2 separate regions of the Homo sapiens genome follow, and region 1 is linked to region 2. A link is a loop called in an ENCODE intact Hi-C map of the cell type or tissue named here. Cell type or tissue: lower leg skin. All regions are shown on one strand.

The links. A loop is a pair of places that touch in the nucleus more often than their neighbours do. Peaks named below come from ENCODE experiments on the same cell type or tissue, not always from the same donor. Only the 100,000 strongest peaks of a DNase experiment are listed, where the experiment ranks them.
Region 1: a loop joins it to region 2, with 5 times the contacts of the local background. A loop is called at or near these places in 102 of 110 quality-filtered maps.

The regions. Positions count from the first base shown.
Region 1 is chr10:43,460,993-43,468,992 of GRCh38, reverse strand. All of the region lies in intron 1 of ZNF487 (zinc finger protein 487), which reads right to left. Among named protein-coding and RNA genes, the nearest start is that of ZNF487, 28 kb to the right of the region's middle. RefSeq lists an enhancer at 4,093-4,756. In lower leg skin, no CTCF peak of the experiment used is centred here; no DNase peak of the experiment used is centred here.
Region 2 is chr10:43,288,515-43,296,514 of GRCh38, reverse strand. No RefSeq gene overlaps it. Among named protein-coding and RNA genes, the nearest start is that of RASGEF1A, 25 kb to the right of the region's middle. RefSeq lists enhancers at 1,817-2,316, 2,317-2,818. In lower leg skin, no CTCF peak of the experiment used is centred here; DNase peaks (open chromatin) are centred at 904 and 3,084.

The sequences.
Region 1 (8,000 bases), 170 kb before region 2:
TTTTGAGATAGAGTCTCACTCTGTAGCCCAGGCTGGAATGCAGTGGCACAATCTTGGCTCACTGCAAGCGCTGCCTCCTGGGTTCACACCATTCTCCTGCCTCAGCCTCCCGAGTAGCTGGGACTACAGGCGCCCACCACTACACCCAGCTAATTTTTTGTATTTTTAGTAGAGACGGGGTTTCACCGCGTTAGCCAAGATGGTCTCGATCTCCTGACCTCGTGATCCGCCTGCCTCGGCCTCCCAAAGTGGTGCTGGGATTACAGGCGTGAGCCACTGCGCCCGGCCTTTTTTTTTTTTTTTTTTTTTTTTTGAGACAGAGTTTCACTCTTGGTGCCCAGGCTGGAGTGCAATGGCGCGATCGCAGCTCGCCACAACCTCTGCCTCCCAGGTTCAAGCAATTATCCTGCCTCAACCTCCCGAGTAGTTGGCATCACAGGCATGTGCCACCATGGCCGGCTAATTTTGTATTTTTAGTAGAGACGGGGTTTCTCCATGTTGGTCAGGCTGGTCTCAAACTCCCGACCTCAGGTGATCCACCTGCCTCAGCCTCCAAAAGTGCTGGGGTTACAGGAATGAGCCACTGCACCCGGCCGGCTCTTCCTTTCACGAAAGATTTCTCTGTAGCATGAGATGCTGTTTAATTTTACCTATAGTAGAACTTCTTTCAAAATTGGATTCAATCCTCTAAAACCCTGCTGCTGCCTTATTAACTAAGTTTATGTAAGTCTAAATCCTTTGTTGTCATCTTAACAATGTTCACAGCATCTTCACCAGGAATAGATTACATCACAAGAAACAATTTTCTTATCTCACGCATAAGAAGCAACTCCTCATCTGTTCAAGTTCTAACATAAGATTGCAGCAATTCACTCACATCTGCAGGCTCCACTTCTAATTCTAGTTATGCTATTTCCACATCTGCAGTGACTTCCTCCACTGAAGACTTGAACCCCTCAAAGTCATCCATAAGGGTTGGATTCAAGTTCTTCCAAATTCCTATTAATGTTGTTAATTGGACCTATTCCCATGAATCGTAAATGGTCTTAGTGGCATCTTGAGCAGTGAATCCATTCCAGAAGGTTTTCAATTTACTTTGCCCAGATCCATCAGAGGGATCACTATCCATGCCAGCTATAGCCTTACAAATTTTTCTTTTCTTTTTTTTTTTTTTCTGAGATAGAGTCTCATTCTGTTGCCCACGCTGGAGTGCAGTGGCACAATCTCGGCTCACTGCAACCTCTGCCTCCCAGGTTCAAGCGATTCTCTTGCCCCAGCCTCCCGAGTAGCTGGGATTACAGGTATGCACCACCACACCCAGCTAATTTTTGTATTTTTAGTAGAGACAAGGTTTCACCATGTTTGCCAGGCTGGTATCAAACTCCTGACCTGAGGTGATCCACCAGCCTCGGCCTCCCAAAGTGCTGGGATTACAGGCATGAGTCACAACGCCTGGCTACAAATTTATTTCTTAAACAATAAAAGTTGAAGGTCGGGCGCAGTGGCTCACACCTGCAATAACAGCACTTTGGAAGGCCGAGGCAGGCAGATCACGAGGTCAGGAGTTTGAGACCAGCCTGGCCAATATGGTGAAACCCTGTCTCTACTAAAAATACAAAAATTAGCCAGGCGTGGTGGCGTGCACCTGTAGTCCCAGCTAGTCGGGAGGCTGAGGCAGAAGAATCACTTGAACCCGCGAGGCAGAGGTTGCAGTGAGCCAAGATTGTGCCACTGCACTCCAGCCTGGGCGACACAGCAAGACTCCGTCTCAAAAAAAGAAAAATAAAAAATAAAACTTGAAAGTCAAAATTACTCCTTGGCCGGGTGCGGCGGCTCATGCTTATAATCCTAGCACTATGGGAGGCTGAGGCAGGCAGATCACTTGAGGACAAGAGTTCAAGACCAGCCTGGTCAACATGATGAAACCCCATCTCTACTAAAAAAAAAATACAAAACAATTAGCTGGGTGTGGCAGCAGGCACCTGTAATCTCAGCTACTGAGGAGGCTGCGGCAGGAGAATCGCCAAACCTAGGAGGTGGAGGTTGCAGTGAGCCAAGATCACGCCATTGCAATCCAGCCTGGACAACAAGAGCTAAACTGTCTCAAAAAAAAAATTACTCCTTGATCCATGGGCTGTAGAATGGATGCATGCTAGTAAGCATGAAAACAACATTAATTTCATACCTCATAGCTCTTATGTGACTAGCTTGTCAATGAGCAGTAACATTTTGAAAGAAATATTTTTTCTGAACATTAGGACTCAATAATTTGTTTAAAATAATCAGTAAACCAGCTGGGCATGGTGGCTCACGCCTGTAATCCCAGCACTATGGGATGCCGAGGCGGGTGGATCACAAGGTCAGGAGTTGGAGACCAGCCTGACAAACATGGTGAAACCCCGTCTCTACTAATAATACAAAAATTAGCTGGGTGTGGTGGTGCGCACCTGTAATCCCAGCTACTCAGGAGGCTGAGGCAGGAGAATCAATTGAACCCAGGAGGCGGAGGTTGCAGTGAGCTGAGATCACACCACTGTACTCCAGCCTGGGTGACAAAGCAAGACTCCATCTCAAAAAAAAAAAAAAGAAAGAAAGAAAAAAAGAAAAGAAAACAAAAATTCAGTAAACCATGCTATAAACAAATATGCCAGCCAGGCACAGTGGCTCATGCCTGTAATCCTAGTACTTTGGGAGGCTGAGACGGGTAGATCACCTGAGATCAGGAGTTGGAGACCAGCCTGGCCAACATGGTGAAACCCTGTCTCTACTAAAAATACAAACAAGCTCCAGCTCCCTCTCCCTCTCCCTCTCTTTCCACGGTCTCCCTCTGATGCCGAGCCGAAGCTGGACTGTACTGCTGCCATCTCGGCTCACTGCAACCTCCCTGCCTGATTCTCCTGCTTCAGCCTGCCGAGTGCCTGTGATTGCAGGCGCGCACCGCCACGCCTGACTGGTTTTCGTATTTTTTTGGTGGAGACGGGGTTTCGCTGGGTTGGCCGGGCTGGTCTCCAGCTCCTAACTGCGAGTGATCCCCCAGCCTCGGCCTCCCGAGGTGCCGGGATTGCAGACAGAGTCTCGTTCACTCAGTGCTCAATGGTGCCCAGGCTGGAGTGCAGTGGCGTGATCTCGGCTCGCTACAACCTCCACATCCCAGCCGCCTGCCTTGGCCTCCCAAAGTGCCGAGATTGCAGCCTCTGCTCGGCGGCCACCCCATCTGGGAAGTGAGGAGCGTCTCTGCCTGGCCGCCCATCGTCTGGGATGTGAGGAGCCCCTCTGCCTGGCTGCCCAGTCTGGAAAGTGAGGAGCGTCTCTGCCCGCCCGCCATCCCATCTAGGAAGTGAGGAGCGCCTCTTCCCGGCTGCCATCCCATCTAGGAAGTGAGGAGCGTCTCTGCCCGGCCGCCCATCATCTGAGTTGTGGGGAGCACCTCTGCCCCGCCGCCCCGTCAGGGATGTGAGGAGCGCCTCTGCCCGGCCACGACCCCGTCTGGGAGGTGAGGAGCGTCTCTGCCCGGCCGCCCCGTCTGAGAAGCGAGGAGACCCTCTGCCCGGCAGCTGCCCCATCTGAGAAGTGAGGAGCCCCTCCGCCCGGCAGCCGCCCCGTCTGAGAAGTGAGGAGCCCCTCCGCCCGGCAGCCACCCCGTCTGGGAAGTGAGGAGCGTCTCCGCCCGGCAGCCACCCGGTCCGGGAGGGAGGTGGGGATCAGCCCCCGCCAGGCCAGCCGCCCCGTCCGGGAGGGAGGTGAGGGGATCAGCCCCCCACCCAGCCAGCCGCCCCGTCCAGGAGGGAGGTGGGGGGGTCAGCCCCCCGCCCGGCCAGCCGCCCCTTCCGGGAGGGAGGTGGGCGGGTCAGCCCCCCGCCCGGCCAGCCGCCCCATCCGGGAGGGAGGTGGGGGGGTCAGCCCCCCGCCCGGCCAGCCGCCCCGGGAGGGAGGTGGGGGGGGTCAGCCCCCCGCCCGGCCAGCCGCCCCGTCCGGGAGGGAGGTGGGGGGGTCAGCCCCCGCCCAGCCAGCCGCCCCATCCGGGAGGTGAGGGGCGCCTCTGCCCGGCCGCCCCTACTGGGAAGTGAGGAGCCCCTCTGCCCGGCCACCACCCCGTCTGGGAGGTGTACCCAACAGCTCATTAAGAACGGGCCATGATGACGATGGCGGTTTTGTGGAATAGAAAAGGGGGAAAGGTGGGGAAAAGATTGAGAAATTGGATGGTTGCTGTGTCTGTGTAGAAAGAAGTAGACATGGCAGACTTTTCATTTTGTTCTGTACTAAGAAGAATTCTGCCTTGGGATCCTGTTGATCTATGACCTTACCCCCAACCCTGTGCTCTCTGAAACATGTGCTGTGTCAACTCAGGGTTAAATGGATTAAGGGCGGTGCAAGATGTGCTTTGTTAAACAGATGCTTGAAGGCAGCATGCTCATCAAGAGTCATCACCACTCCCTAATCTCAAGTACCCAGGGACACAAACACTGCGGAAGGCCGCAGGGTCCTCTGCCTAGGAAAACCAGAGACCTTTGTTCACTTGTTTATCTGCTGACCTTCCCTCCACTATTGTCCTATGACCCTGCCAAATCCCCCTCTGCGAGAAACACCCAAGAATGATCAATAAAAAAAAATAATAATAATAAATAAAATAAAAATACAAACAATTAGCCGGGCATGGTGGCACACACCTGTAATCCCAGCTACCCAGGAGGCTGAGACAGAAGAATCACTTGAACCAGGAGGCAGAGGTTTCAGTGAGCCAAGATCATGCCACTGCACTCCAGCCTGGGTGACACAGTGAGACGTTGTCTCAAAACAAAAAAAAAAAAAAGAAAAAAAAAGTTTTCCTTTGCATTTACATTTGGGCTGTTCGGCACAAGAGGCCTAATTTAGGCCTGTCTTGGCTTTTGATATATGCCTTCCTCATTAAGCTTAAGTATTTCTAGCTTCTGATTTAAAGTGAGAGATGTATGACTCTTCCTCTCACTGGAACACTGAGAGGCCACTGCAGGGTAGTTACCTACCCTAATTTCAATATTGTTGTGTCTCAAGGAATAGGGAGGCCAGAGGAAAGGGAGAGAGAAAGGGGAACAGCCAGTCAGTGAAGCAGTCAGAACACAGGCAACATTTGTTAATTTTAACCATCTTATATACGGTCAAAACAATTACAATAATAATAACAGAAATCACAGATCACAGATTGCCATAATAGATAATAAAAAAAAGTCTGAAATAGGGCAAGAATTACCAAAATGTGACCCAGAGACACAACATGAGCACATGCTAAAAAAAAAAAAAAAAGAAAGAAAGAAAAACAGTTGTGAGGCTAGGTGAGGTGGCTCGTGCCTACAGTCCCAGAGCTCTGGGGGACCAAGGTGGGATGGGAAGATCACTTGATGCCAGGAGTTCAAGACCAACCTGGGCAACATAGTGAGACCAAGTTTCCACCAAAAAAAAAAAATTTTTTTTTTTTTTCGAGACAGTGTTTCACTCTGAAACCCAGACTGCAATGCAGTGGCATGATCTCGGCTCACTGCAACCTTAGCCTCCCGGGTTCAAGCAATTTTCCTGCCTCAGCCTCCCGAGTAGCTGGGACTACAAGTGTGCACCACCACGCCTGGCTAATTTTTATATTTTTAGTAGAGACAGGGTTTCGCCATGTTGGCCAGGCTGGTCTCAAACTAATGACCTCAGGTGATCCACCTGCCTCGGCTTCCCAAAGTGCTGGGATTACAGGCATGAGCCATCCGCCTGGCCCAAAAAGAAAATTTTTTTTTTTGAGATGGAGTTTTGCTCTTGTTGCCCAGGCTGGATTGCAATGGCGTGAACTCGGCTCACCGCAACCTCTGCCTCCTGGGTTCAAGCAATTCTCCTGCCACAGCCTCCCGAGCAGCTGGGATTACAGGCATGTACCACCTCACCCAGCTAATTTTGTATTTTTAGTAGAGACAGGGTTTCTCCATGTTGGTCAGGCTGGTCTCAAACTCCCGACCTCAGTTGATCCACCCGCCTTGGCATCCCCAAGTGCTGGGATTACAGACATGAGCCACCGCACCTGGCCAAAAAAAATTTTTTAATTAGCCAGGCATAGCCAGGCATGGCTGTGGTCCCAGCTACTCAGGGGGCTGAGGCAGGAGGATCCCCTGAGTCGAAGAGTTCAAGGTTACAATGAGCTAAGATCATGCCACTGCACTCCAGCCTGGGTGACAACATGAGACCCCTATCTCTATTTATAAAAAAAAAAAGAAAGAAAAAAAAAAGGCCGGATGCAGTGGCTCATGCCTGTAATCCCAGCACTTCAAGAAGCTGAGGCAGGTGGATCACGAGGTCAAGAGATCGTGACCATCCTGGCCAACATGGTGAAACCCCACCTCTACTAAAAATACAAAAATTAGCTGGGTATGGTGGTGCACACCTGTAGTCCCAGCTACTCAGGAGGCTGAGGCAGAAGAGTCGCTTGAACCCAGGAGGCCAAGGTTGCAGTGAGCTGAGATCACGCCACTGCACTCCAGCCTGGTGACAGAGGGAGACTCTGTCTCAAAAAAAAAAAAAAAAATGTTGTCTACAGATTTGCTCAATGCCGGGTTTCCACAAACTTTTAATTGTTAAAAAAAGAAAAAAGAAAAAAGAAAAAAAAGCACAATATCTGCAAAGTACATTAAAGCAAGGGACAATAAAACGAGGTGTGCCTGTAATCAATGATTACGTGGCTAGAAAGCCACGTAAGAGGGTTCAGGCATAGTAGTTCAACCCTACAATCCCAGCACTTCGGGAGGCAGAGGTTGCAGTAATCTGGGGTCGTGCCACTGCACTCCAGCCTGGGCAACAGAGCAAGACTCCATCTCAAAAACAAACAAACAGAAAGAGTAATTCACTAGATAATTTTTAAAAAAGAAAGTCATGTTAAGAGGAAGACTGAAGATTTCACCACTAGAGGTCACTGCTGACCTTAACTAAAAGGACTGGGATAGAATTAAGGCTTTGAGTTCACTACAGACCAACCTTGGAGATAAAGAGACAAAAAGCAAAGTAAACTGTGAACAATTTTTGGTCTGAATGGGGTTATGTGAACTAGTGTGTGTGAGACATAGCTTTGCCCTGGAACAAACACACCTGCCACCCACCTGGGGATGACAAATGACAAGGTAGAAACAAACAACTAGGACTTGTATCAAGTTCTAAAGGATAATTTCCCTAATATAAAGAAATTAAATCTATAATTTTAAAATTATTCATAAAGAAAAGCCAGACCCTAGAAAAATTCACTGCTGTAATTTTACAAGCAATTAAGGAATAAATAGCACCAATCTTACACAAGCACTCATGGAGAATAAAGAGAAAACACTAAACATGTTTTCTGAAACAGGCATAAAATTGATATAAACCTAACAAAGGCCGGGGGCAGTGGCTCATACCTGTAATCCCGATGTTTTGGGAGGCCAAGACAGGAGGATCACTTGAGCCCAGGAGTTCAAGACCAGCCTGGGCAACATAGCAAAACACCATCTCTAAAAAAAATACAAAAAAGTAACCAGGCATTATGGTACATGCCTGTAGTCCCAGCTACTCAGGAGGCTGAGATCAGAAGATTGCTTGAGCCCAGGAGTTCAAGGGAGAGGTGAGTTATGATCATCACACCACTGCGCTCCAGCCTGGGTGACAGAGCAAGACCTTGTCTCAAAAAAAAAAAAAAAAAACAAAAGACTGGGCCGGGCATGTTGGCTCACGCCTGTAATCCCAACACTTTGGGAGGCCAAGGCAGGCAGATCACCTGAGGTCAGAAGTTTGAGACCAGCCTGACAAACATGATGAAACCCCATCTCTACTATAAATACAAAAATTAGCCGGGTGTGGTGGCTAACGCCTATAATCCTAGCTACTCAGGAGGCTAAGGCAGGGGAATCGCTTGAACTGGGGAGGTGGAGGTTGCAGTGAGCCGAGATCACGCCATTGCACTCCAGCCTGGGCGATGAGAGCGAAACTCTGTCTCAAAAAAAAAAAAAATTAAGATATTAGAAGAG
Region 2 (8,000 bases):
GTCTCTCACCAGCTGGTGGTCTCTCTCCTCCAGGGTAAGGCCACGAAGATGTCTCTACCTCTCCTCGTAAAAAGCCCAGCCTGACTCTTACCAACCTGCCCATTGCTGGGACACCTGTGGAGGAGCCTGGGGCAGGAGTGGGGACACAGGACTTCTCTATGTGGCTGCGCCCTCCCCCCCATAGGCTCTACCTACTTCACCCACTCCTGACCAGTGCACCCAGTCTATGATCCCTCGGCCATGCCGTCTACCTCTACATGCCTTAGGCTTGTACTAGCTGGCATGGCCTCTGCCTGCATATCTAAGATGGGATCCTTGACCTCATCAAATGAGGCACCTGCAAAAGTTCATCATTCTGGAGAGATTTGAAAGATATGTAATGATATTATTTTGCACTGAAACACAGGCCTGGCGTGGTGGCTCACACCTATAATCTTAGCACTTCGGGAGGCTGAGGTGGGAGGATTGTTTGACACCAGGAGATCTAGACCAGCCTGGGCAACACAGTGAGACCCAGCTGTACACAAAATACTAGTTAGCTGGGTGTATTGATGTGCTCCTGTAGTCCTAGCTATTTGAGAGGCTGAGGGCAAGAGGATTGCTTGAGGCCAGGGTTCAAGGCTGCAGTGAGCCATGTTCATATCACTGCACTCCAGCCTGGGTAACAGAGCAAGATCCTGTCTCAAAAAAACTCCAAAAACAAAATCCCCAAAACAGAAAATAAAAAAGAAACACAGCCAGGAATGCAATGTTACTTGGTTTCTCTGGGTCTCCGGATGTATGGATTAACACCTTCCTGTGAGGGGTGAGAGGAGGCGGAGGGGTGCGGCCTGCTGGACACTGGCACAGCTCCCAGCCTCATGACCGCCCCCTCCACTGCCCGCCCCTTTCCATTCGGTGGCTCCCAGCCACTGCCCTCGGCCCGGCCATCCCTTGCCCTTCCCTGCTCTCCTCTTGAGGGACTGCTCTTTCTTACTCACTTTGCTGGCACAAGGCCCTCTTCATCCCTGAAGGGGAGATGGTGAGGGGCCCACACTTACCGCCACTCGCTGTGTCTGACACCAGCCCACTCAGGCTAAGACGTGCTGCTGTAATGAAGGGGCCCAGATCTCAGAGACTGTGACCCAGAGGACTATTTCTTACCCACATGGACCGTCTACTGCGAGTCCCCTCAGCCGGGGCCTTAGGATGCAGAAGCCACAAATGGGACCTGCAAGGCTTGTGGGAGGTGAGGAGTGAAGGGAGCCCAAAATCCGGCCCCTCAGCTCTTCCTGGGGGTGCCCAGGCCATGGCCACTCAGACCTCCTTGCCAAAGCTCATCCCATCCCCAGCCTGCTGTCAACAGGGGAGGCAGGCCCCCAATAGCCGGGAGGGATGGCAGGGACTCCCAGCAAGTGGCACCCTCCATGGCTGGCTGTCCACTCGCCTTTTAGGTCCCTCCTCAGAGCCCTGTGAGGAGGAGAGGAGCGGCTCCACAGAGCTGTGGGGCCAGGCAAGCAGCAACTCAGGGTTGCTGCAGTCCTCCGGGGGGATCTCAGGGCTGAGCCCAGCAGGGGATGAAGCCAGAGTGCCCTGGAGTCCAGCTCTACCTATAGGTACAGGGATTCGGGGTGCTCAGGGGACCACACAGAGGCTGCGGGCTTGAGAGGTCAGTGAAAGTGGCAAGGAGGGCCAAAGGAGGGGGTGGGTGACCCCAGGAGGGGGTGAGGTGTTCAGAGGAGATGAGATGTTCCCAGGAGGGGGTGGGTGACCACAGGGGGGTGAAATGTTTCCAGGAGGGGGTGAGATGACCCTAGGAGGGGGTGGGGAGACCGTGACCCCAGGAGGGGGTGGGTGACCACAGGGGGTGAGATGTCCCCAGGAGGGGGTGAGATGACCCCAGGAGGGGGTGAGAGGATCCCAGGAGGGGGTAAGGTGTCCCCAGGAGCGGATGAGATGTCCCCAGGAGGATGTGGTGTGTCCACAGGAGGAGCTGGGTGGATGCAGGAAGGGGTGGAGTCACCACAGGAGGTAGGGGGACCACAGGTCGGGTGGGTGGGGTAACCACAGGACCTCAGGTGATCTATCCATTCTCACCTCACCGGAAGCAGTTTCTCGACCCTGGGAAGTCCCCTCTGTGCTCACCCCCTGAGCCTGTCTCCAGGATCAAGAAGGAGGTGCCTATCCTGGTTGCTGGACAGACCCAGACCTCCCCATTTCTGTCTCTCCCTCTAGGATCGGGGACTTTGGGGGAGTGGGCCAGCCGTCCACATGAGGGGCAGGATCGGCTGTCCAAGCCCAGAGGCTGTTGCTCACAGGTGTTCCCTGGATCCAGAGGACTGTAGGGCATGTCCCCGAATTGGGCAGTGTTATTTCAGGAAACCTCAGTGGCACAGCCTTTTGCCAGGCATGAAGTCCAGGGTCCTCAGGCTGGACGAGGCGCATCCTGAGTCCAGATGCAGAGAAGTGAAGCCGCACTTCACAGTTTTTTTCTGGAGTTTCTTAGTCATGGAGCCGTGGTGCTCGGGGGCTCTCAGATACCCTAGAGTACAGCATGATCTTTTCATAGATGGGGCTGCTCTGGTCCAGGGAGGGGAAGGCCCAGAGCAAGACCCTGGGGGGTCTCAGCTGTGGCAAGCCTTTTGCTCCTGGTCACCCTGCGATTCACAGGGGTTGACACACGCAACCTCAAGCCCTCCAGAAATGCCCTCTTGGTCATGTAGTGTAGACAGGGCACTATTCAGAACCACAGTCTCGACTTCAAGTCCTGTCTTTGCCGTTTATGGCTGTGTGCCCTGGGGAATTGATTTAACCTCTCGGAGCATCTAAAATTGGGTTGCAGCTGCCCCATCACATCGAAGGGTGACTAGAAGACTGGACTGCCCTTTTCTGTTATCACTGGGTGTGTGGAGTTGATGGGAGAGAAGCAGTGCCTTTCATCTGTTCTGAAGCTGTGTTCACTCTCAGCACTTCAGAGTCAGGAGCTGGGCGGGCGGCAGGTGATTCTGCACACTTTCACCTGGAACCTGACTGGACGACCCCAGCCCTCAGTGTTTCCAACAAACCACTGAAGGACCACGAGGAAGAAGCCAGCGTCTGGGATGGTGTCCAGAACATTCTGCTGACACCTGCTGGTATGATCAAGGAAGCACCAGCTTCGACCTCGCAGAAGGGCACAGAATGGAATCTGGAGAAAGACAGCAGACGTTCTATCAGAAGTGCCATGCCACCCAGTCCTGCTGGCAAAGTGGACAGCATGGTGTGCAAAACCTGGGCATTACTGTCTCAGAATCAGAAAGGGACTCCGGCGCCTCCCTCTTGCTCAGTCTCTCTCTCCCTGCTCCCCCCCACCCCGTGATATTATTAAGGAAGAGAAACATGTTTTTAGGGACAGAAGAGGGCAGCTCTTTCTTCTGCCCTAGGGACAAGTTACTCCCAATGATTGGCAGAGCATTTGAGTCCTCGCCTCTTCCTTATGTCTCCCTGGGATTCTGTGACCTGAGAAGACAGCACAGGAATCCGTTGTATGCACAATACACACACCTGTTCTGTCAATTAAAGCAGGGAGATCATTCAAATGCAGTAGCAGTCCTCGTGAGGCCACCTGCTCTCCGCTACCAAGCCTGGGGCCCTCCCTGGAGATGACAGGGCAACCCTCCAGTGTACGTCCCTCCTGAGGGCTTCTGCTTAATTCACTTTTGTGTAATTTGAGCTTCATCTGTGAGTTAACACAAATGGATGACATGAAAAGTGTCCCATGGATTCAAGCTTCTGTGACATGCTTTTTCCACTTAGCAATGTAATCCATATTAATGCATATAGGACGACCTCATTTCTAAACTGCCGAATAGGGATCATTTATTTACACTTTTCCATGTTGCTAGACACTGGGGACATTAGTAGCTATGGACGAATTGCCCTCCAGAAATGCTGCACCTATTTACACCCCACCAATCCTAAACATTTTCATAATTCACAGTTTTTGCCAAACTGACGAGTGAAAAATGTGTCTTGTGTCTTGAGATTACGCATGTTTTCATGGATCCCAGTTGCCTGTGCTTCCTCTTCTTTGATTTGCTTGTTTATGTCCTCTCCCTACTTAGTTGTTGAATTTTCCTTAATCGTGTATCAGGGATTGTTTTTCCTGGTATAGCTGTGGCCAATGTTTCCTCTACACTGTAACTTGCCTTTTAGGTTTGCAATTAGTGTCTTTGTATGTTTGTTTTTGAGACAGGGACTCTCTCTGTCATCCAGGCTGGAGTGCAGTGGTGCCATCATAGTTCGCTGCTGCCTCAACCTCCTGGGCTCAATCTATCTTCTCACCTTAGCCTCCTGAGTAGCTGGGACTATAGTCACATGCCACTATGCCCAGCTATTTTTTGCTAGTTTTTGTAGAGATGGTATATTGCCCAGGCTGATCTTGAACTCCTGGACTCAAACAATCTGCCTGCCTCAACTTCCCTAAATGCTGGGATTACAGGTGTGAGCTATCCTGCTTTGCCTAGTGTCTTTTATTCTATAGAACATTTTTGTTTTAAATTTGATGTGGTCAAATGTATTAATCTTTCATTTGTAGCTTTTATAATTCATGTCTTAAGAATGACTTTTCTGCTGGCCAGGTGTGGTGGTTCACGCCTGTAATTCCAGCAGTTTGGGAAACCAAGGTGGGTGGATCACTTGAGGTCAGGAGTTCGAGACCAGCCTGGCCAACGTAGTGAAACCCTGTCTCTACTAAAAATGCAAAAATTAGCCGGGGGTGGTGGCATACACCTGTAGTCCCAGCTACTCGAGAGGCTGAGGCAGGAGAATCGCTTGCACCCGGGAGCGGGAGGTTTCAGTGAGCTGAGATTGCGCCACTGGACTCCAGCTTGGGCGACAGAGCAAGACTCCATCTCAAAAAAGAAATGACTTTTCTACCTCAATATATATCCTTTTATATTTTCTTCACTTATATTTTTGCATATTTTCTTTAAGTTTTATAATTTTCTTTTTTTATGAGTTGAAGGTTTTATAATTTTCTTACAATGGTTTAGATTAATACATCATCTGGATTGTTTGAGTGTTGTGAGATAGCTCTCTATCTTATGTTACAAATATAGTGAGTCAACCCAGAACCATTTTTTGAATAGCCTATATTTTCACATTCTTTTAGTTTATAGGAAGTTACTAAATGCATGGGCCTATTTCAGGACACTGTTCTTTTTTAAAGTGAGTATTTTATATATTTATTCTTTTTTAAAATGTTATTTATTATTATTTTTTTAAATTTTTTTAGAGGTGGTCTCACTCTGTTGCCCAGGCTGGAGTGTGGTGGCGTGATCATAGCTTACTGTAGCCTCAAAATCCTGGGCTCAAACGATCCACCTGTCTCAGCCTCCTGAGTAGCTCAGACTACAGGTGTGCACACCACCACACCTAGATGATTTCTATTATTGTTATTATTTTAGGCTGAGATGGGGTCTTCCAATGTTGTCCAGGCTGGCTATATGTTTATTTTTATATATTGTTTCAATTAAAATCATTTATTGCATATTTTGTGTATCACAGAGAATCTCTGCTGCATTCTTCTCTTTTTCACACTTGTCTTTTTTTGTACATTTTCTATTTCTAATTGGCTTGTCAGTTTTATAGCGGAAATCCTGTTTGATTGTAATTGATGCCAAATTTAAATTCTACACTAATTTAGGGGAAAACTGACATTTGTACCATGTTCAATCTTCCATTGAGGAACACAGTATATCTCTATTCGTGCAATACATGCTACACTTTATAGTCTTCTCCACATTGGTACTGCTCATTTTTTGTTGGGCTTCCCCTCTATGTGCTGTAACAGTGTTGCTATCATGAATGACATTTTTCTTTTCTATGTTATAATTCATCATTGCTGATAGCTAGGAGGGCTTTGTGTAGATCTTGCCACATAGTTGAATTTGTCCTAATTATTCTTATAGTTTGTTAGTTCAATTTTCTAGACAGTGTAGAAAGTCACATTGCCTGAAAAAATGACACTGCATTTTACGATAAACCTTGTGTTCTCTTGTTCATTTCCTTCCCTGTAGTTCTTAAGTCTACTGGGGTTTTCTCACTCATTTTGATAATTTGTATTTTTTCCATACATTTTTCCATGATGCCTATGATTTCAAAGCTTTCCTCATACATATTGGGCCACGAAGACTAATTTCCTTCACCCACTTCATCTTTCCCCACATCATCTGTCTGTGTTTTCTCTCTTCTCCTGACCGTCTGCCCAAGTTGCACTACCCAGGTTGGGAACGCTCATGCAAACCCCTGAGCCTCACCTGCTTCCATCGAAACTCACAGCATCACTCCATTCTGAGGGTGAGTTTTTTTCCTATTGAATTTCTAATTTTCCCATTTATTTCTATTTCATGACTTTCTACTTTTTTCTCTGTTTTTTCATTTTTGTTTTTTTGTTTGTTTGTTTGTTTGTTTGTTTGTTTTTTGAGGTAGGGTCTTGGTCTGTTGCCCAAGCTGAAGTGCGGTGGCACGATCTTGGCTCACTGCAGCTTCTGCTTCCTAGGTTCAAGCCATTCTCCCACCTCAGCCTCCCAAATAGCGGGTATTAGAGGCGCCCGCCACCACGACTGGCTAATTTTTGTATTTTAGTAGAGACAGGGCTTCACTATGTTGTCCAGGTTGGTCTCAAACTCCTGGGCTCAAGTGATCCATCCACCTCCTCACAGGTGAGGGGTAGGGGGATTCCAGGCATAAGCCACCGCACTCAGCCTTGCTTTTTTCTCTATCAATCACTTTATTCAACTTTATTGGGTTATTTTAATGTTAGTGTTCCTGTTTTTGAACTAAGATAGTAGTTCATTTATTTTTAATCTTCCTTTTCTCTAATAAACGTATTAAGGCTTCTACATTTTCTGTGGATATTGCTTTGAAACATTTCACAAGTTTAAAAAGTGGAATATTCTGTTCTGTCACCCATTTCTAAGTGGTTGGTAATTTCTATTTGGGTTTTGTTTGTTTGTTTGTTTTAGACAAGGTCTCTCTGTGTTGTCTAGGCTGGAGTGCAGTGGCTATTGTCACACGTGTGATCATTGCATACGACTCCTCCAACTCCTGGGCTCAAGTGATCTTCCTGCCTCAGCCTGCTGTGTAGTTGGGACTATGGTCATGTACTACCAAGCCTGGCTTGTTTTGGTGTTCTTTTAAAAGTTATTTTATTTTATTTTATTTATTTTTTTGAGACAGGGTCTTGCTCTGTCACTCAGGCTGGAGTGCAGTGGCACTGGATTACAGCTCACTGCAGCTTCGACCTCCCTGGCTGAGGCGATCCTCCTTCTTCAGCCTACCAAGTGGCTGGGACCACAGGTGCACACCACCACACTTGGCTACTTTTTAAATTAGTTTTAGTGACAGGGTCTCCCTATGTTGACCAGGCTGGTCTTGAACTCCTGGACTCAAGTGATCCTCCTGCCTCGGCCTCCCAAAGTGCTGGGATTGTAGCTGTGAGCCACTACACCTGGTGATTATTGTAGCTTTGTAGTAAGTTTTCAAATCAGGAATTGTGAGTCATCCAACTTTGTTCTTCTTTTTGAAGATTTTTTTAACTATCCTGGGTTCCTTGAATTTTCATATGAATTTTCAGAACAGCTTGTAACTTTCTGCAGAGAATTCACCTGGGATTCTGATATGGATTCTGTGAACCCAGAGATCTTTAAGAAGTATTGCCGTCTTAACCATATTAAGTCTCCCAATCCATGAATGTGGATGTCTTTCCATTTATTTAAGTGTTCTTTAATTTCTCCCAACTGTGTTTATAGTTTTCAGTGTACAAGTTTTGCACTTCTTTTGTTAAATTTATTCATAAATTTTCAGTCTTTTAATTTTTTTGAGACAGGGTCTTTCTGTGTTGCCCAGGCTGGAGTGCAGTGGTGCCAACACGGATCACTGCAGCCTTAACCTCCTGGGCTTAAGTGAGCCTCCTGCTTCAGCCTCCTGAGAAGCTAATTATGTATATATTTTTTGTAGAGATAGAGTCTTGCTATATT